Linked DNA regions of Homo sapiens: region 2 is linked to region 1. Evidence: read pairs that join two places in POLR2A ChIA-PET (ENCODE). Cell type or tissue: OCI-LY7. All regions are shown on one strand.

What was found. Peaks named below come from ENCODE experiments on the same cell type or tissue, not always from the same donor. Only the 100,000 strongest peaks of a DNase experiment are listed, where the experiment ranks them.
Region 2: POLR2A ChIA-PET joins it to region 1 with 6 read pairs; 9 of 35 experiments call an interaction of 5 or more read pairs at or near these places.

What each region holds. Positions count from the first base shown.
Region 1 is chr17:44,981,603-44,984,102 of GRCh38, forward strand. It overlaps the pseudogene LOC112268183. Among named protein-coding and RNA genes, the nearest start is that of C1QL1, 15 kb to the left of the region's middle. In OCI-LY7, no CTCF peak of the experiment used is centred here; no DNase peak of the experiment used is centred here.
Region 2 is chr17:45,038,750-45,041,249 of GRCh38, forward strand. The region is part of intron 1 of DCAKD (dephospho-CoA kinase domain containing); the gene reads right to left. Among named protein-coding and RNA genes, the nearest start is that of DCAKD, 12 kb to the right of the region's middle. RefSeq lists enhancers at 1,306-1,940, 1,941-2,500. In OCI-LY7, no CTCF peak of the experiment used is centred here; a DNase peak (open chromatin) is centred at 962.

The sequences.
Region 1 (2,500 bases):
GACATTGGGCTCTTCCAGTGGAACACTTGGAAATCACCCAGAATTCTTCTCTCGTCCCAGGATCAACATCTTCCCATCCCTCTCCTGCCTTGGCAGTTTCGCTTTTCCTAACAATCAGGCCATCTGGTAATGGGGGGATGTACGAATGTGAAACTGAATCTCAGCTTGGACACTCGCTGGCCAGGTGACCTTAGGCAAATTGCTTCATCTCTGAGTCACAGTTTATTTACTTTTCTGTGAAACGCAGTAAGTAATACCCATCACCAGGGTACCATTGACTTTTTAAGTATATACGTCACCAAAGAAGGTGCCTGGTACACAGTAGGGCCTCGACCAGTGCTAGTACCTTTCCCTGCCCCTTTGCCAGTGATATATGCTGCATCTCTCCTCACAGGCAAGGAAAGGAAGCTTAGGGGGTATGGGGAGTGCAGGAGGACCCAGCATTCCATGTGCCATTAATCTATGTTTTATGCTGTCTTCCCAGGCATCTGATTCTGTTCTGCTCTATGGGAAGCCTCTTATTTAAGGGGAAGAGGGTGAAGAGGCCTGGCTTTGCCACCTGAACCACCTGAATACTCCAGAGAAACAGCCCCTTTCTTCACTGTTTCTTCTTTCTCTGGCTTTCAAGTTTATAAAAGCATATTGTGGGTCTGGTGGTTATGGAATGGTGGTGGTAACAGTGGTGTGATGGAAGTGGTGGTGGTGGTAATGATATTGGTGGTGGTGATGGAGGAGGTGGTGGTGGTAATGATATTGGTGGTGGTGATGGAGAAGGTGGTGGTGGTGGTAGTGATGGAGGTGCTATTGGTAATGATGGTATTGGTGGTGATGATGCAGGTGACGGTGGAGGTAGATAATAGAGGTGGTAATTGTGGTGGTGGTGGTAGAGATGGTGGTAGCGATGGAGGTGATGGAGGTAGTAGAGCTGGTGGTAGTGATGGAGGTGATGGAGGTGGCTGTGGTGGTGGTGGTGATAGTGATGGAGGTGATGTTGGTAATGATGGTATTGGTGGTGATGATGGAGGTGATGGTGGAGGTAGATAATGGAGGTGGTAATTGTGATGGTGGTGGCGATGGAGGTGGTAGTGGTGGTGATGATAATGATGGTAGCCATGGAGGTGATGGTGGTGGTAGAGATGGTGGAGGTGGTGATGGTGTTGGGAGTTTATCTCAAAATCCCATGCTCAGATTTTAAGAGCTAGAAGAGGGCTCCATTTCAGTGAATCTCTGAGGGCCAGCTATATGCCAGGCCCATGGTGCTCACCTCCTTTTCACAGCAATGCCCTGAGTTTACTATCTCCTTTTGCAGATAAGGACACTGAGACCAAATATCAAATGACCTGGTCAGAGGCATGGAGAAGTTTTTTTCTGTTTTTTTGTTTGTTTGTTTGTTTGTTTTTTGTTTTGTTTCTGTTTTTGTTTTTGTTTTGAGAGAGAGAGTCTTACTCTGTCACCCAGGCTGGAATGCAATGGAACGATCTCAGCTCAGCTCACTGCAACCTCCACCTTCTGGGTTCAAGTGATTCTCCTGCCTCAGTCTCCAGAGTAGCTTGGATTACAGGTGCCTGCCACCATGCCTGGCTAATTTTTGTATTTTTAGTAGAGACGAGGTTTCACCATGTTGGCCAGGGTGGTCCCGAACTCCTGACTTCAAGTGATCCACCCGCCTCGGCCTCCCAAAGTGCTGGGATTACAGACGTGAGCCACCTCGCCTGGCCTATGGAGATGTATTTAAAACCTGGGTCCTTTAACTTCTAGTCCATTTTTCTTCTCTATGCCATCATGATGCCACCCACATTTCACGGTAGGGGAAATGGAGATCCAGAGAGGTCAGGTAATTTGCCTAAGGTCATGCAGCAGTTAGAAGCAGAGCCTGGCCATTTCATCTGCACTCCTAGGTCTCAGCAGCCTTCTCATCACCAATGGCTGGGGGTCTCACTGAGAAGGTTAGAAGGACGACCAGCGCATTGCAGAGGCTCACAGCCATGACAGAGGCCCAGAGCCAGACCTCCTCAGGTTCCTGGGGCAGGCTCTCGATCTGCTGTCCTTCTGCCCCTGCACACTGTCAACTCCAATCTCCCCTCCAGCCTCAGAGTGAGAGTGACAGACAGGCCAGCCCTGGCCAGCCCATTAAACCTGACACCTCCTCTCCCAGATTTGGCTGTGGGCCTCCCTTAGCCTGAGCACCATGCTGCGGCAGCTCTGACTGGCACTGAGGTGGGGTGGCGGGGCTGGCATTCCTCTACTATCTCCTCCCCATCTGAGCTCTGAGGTGGTGAGCTTGGGGATCCAGTCATCTTGCTCTCCTTTTCCTTTACCAGTCTCAGACCTTAGTTTCCTGCCAAAAAAAAAAAAAAAAAAAAAAAAAAGAGTAGCTCTACCTTAACCCACTAGCAGTTAGTGAAAAAGGGAAGAGAGAGTAAGAATTGTGCCCAGGCTCTGTATCGTCCACAGGCCCCCTCCCCCAAGAAACCTTCTGGGACTCATCCCACCCCGTTCC
Region 2 (2,500 bases), 57 kb after region 1:
GACCAACAGCTGCTTGGCCTCCATCAGGAAGGCCAAGCGGACAAAGGAGCACACGCCCAGGGAGGCTCCGGGTCCCCAACTTAAAAGGGCCTTGACAAATAACAGCTGTTCCTGTCCAACAAGCCCCTCTGTAGCTCATTCCTTCACTGACCATCCACTGAGCATCTCTGTGCTCTGCAGGAACGGTGCCAGGGACCTCTTGGGTAACCAGAGGAAAACACAAGTCTTGCCCCTTGGGAAAACTGGAGAGCTAGATAGTACCAGATGAAAACATCTGAGAACAGAGCGCTGACAGGTAAGCAGGAATGGTCAGGTGGTGCTGGCCCTGGGCCTGCTGTATGAGTGCCTTCCCACTCACTTGGCTGCGCACAGATCTACTGGGATCTGCCAGGGAGGAAGTTGCAGCCCACGGTGCTCCCAAAGCTCAGCAAGGAGGAAATAGAGGCTTAGGTACCCAGCGGCCTCCAAGTCACACCTAGACCTGCCAGCAGCTCCCTGTCAGGCCCACATGAACAAACGACCACCTTTGATCACCTGTGTTCATGACCCTCTTTCTGCTCTGGTCAAGTCATCATTCTCCAGAATCCGATCTGGCTTCCCACATTCCACTGCCGCTTACACAGAGGCAGTACATTCCTCACAGCAAGTGCTAAACCTGGCTATAATCTGAATTTACTGCGAAACTTACAAAAGGTACAGACACCCAGGCTCCATCTACCCCAGCCCACTGAATCTGAATCAGCTAGGCCCAGAACCATGGCTAAAATGAAAGGCTGTGGACTGGAAGTGGAAAGTCCTGGGTCCTGGTCTCTGAATTCTGTGATAAAACTACCCATGTGACTGCAGGAAGTCTTCTCTCCAGCCTGGCCCAGGGTGGTAAGGACTCCATACAAGAAACAGCTGAGCCCCGGGTGCCTTCCCTCCTCTGAGCCTCAGTCCCCACACTTGTGAGTGAGAGGGGCTGGAGTTTCAGTGCCAAGAACGGTGCAGCTCCCCAGGGAGGCTGAGAGTCACACTGGTGATTTCTTCCTCCCCTTCAGTGGTTCAGAGCTCTCCTGGGAGTGGTGAATAAATGCTCCCCTGGGGCCAGGCGCAGTGGCTGTAAGGCCAAGGTGGGCGGATCACTTGAGGCCAGGAGTTCGAGACCAGCCTGGCCAACATGGCGAAACCCCATCTCTACTAAAAATACAAAAATTAGCTGGGCGTGGTGGTGCATGCCTGTAATCCCACCTATTCGGAAGGCTGAGGCAGGAGAATTGCTTGAATCTGGGAAGCGGAGGTTGCAGTGAGCAGAGATCATGCCACTCTGGACTCCAGCTTGGGCAACAAAGTGAGACTCCATCTCAAAAAAAAAAAGGCCGGGTGTGGTGGCTCATGCCTGTAATCCCAGCACTTTGGGAGGCCAAGGCGGGAGGATCACCTGAGGTCAGGAGTTCGAGACCAGCCTGACCAACATGGAGAAACGCCATTTCTACTAAAAATACAAAATTAGCCAGGCATGGTGGCGCATGCCTGTAATCCCAGCTACTCGGGAGACTGAGGCAGGAGAATTGCTTGAACCCGGGAGGCGGAGGTTGCGGTGAGCCTAGATTGTGCCATTGCACTCCAGCCTGGGCAACAAGAGCAAGACTCCATCTCAAAAAAAAAAAAAAAAAAAAGCTCCCCTGGCAAACCAAGGGATGACATTACTGTTGGTGGCCTGGGAATCTTCCTCCTCAACACCAAAAGCTGTTCACAGAACTGGCTTGGCTGGAGGCGGAAGGACAACACCAAGTCCACAGTAACAGAGAAGGAGCCAATGCACTGTGCAGGAGAAATGGAAGCTGGATTCTGGGACCAATCCCAGGTATGGGATTCATCAGCCAAGGAGGAGCCAGAAAGAAAAGCAAGCCTCTGATCCCAGGGAAGCCACACCCCATCCTTTCTTTCCCTCATTCTCCATGTCAGTGAAAGGCAGCAGGGTGCAAAGAAAAGGGCAAGGAGTTTGGGTTAGAGCTGGTGCCTGCGCTCCAACTCTGCAGTGAAGCTCTAAGGCCTGTGAAATGACGATCAGATTCTATTGTGCTCCACAAGTGGTGGGCTCTTTTGCATCGGGTGTCTCCAAATTGCCTCTCAGTTTTTACTTCTTGGGCCCAGTAGCCCCAAGAAGAATAAATACATTCAGAGAATGGTCTGTCTTAGAATCTCCTCTGGCAGTGTTTCTCTTAGGGAAAAATTAATGGGCTAAATAAAGCCCTACTGCTCTGGGAGGTCTGGCCAAGTTCTAATCCCACTAGGCCCACTCTGTTAGCCTAAGCCACCAGCACCTGTGCCCTGACCACTCCAGTAGCCTCATGACCTGACCCCCTCGTCCCGGCCTGGCTTCTCCCCAAGGTAGCCAGGGTCATGGCTTAAAGGAGTCATCTGATCATGTCACTCCCATCTAAAACCTTCACTGCCTTCTCCCGCCTCCTCCTGGCCCTTCACAGAGGTCTCCAGGCCCTGTGTGACTCCCTCAGTC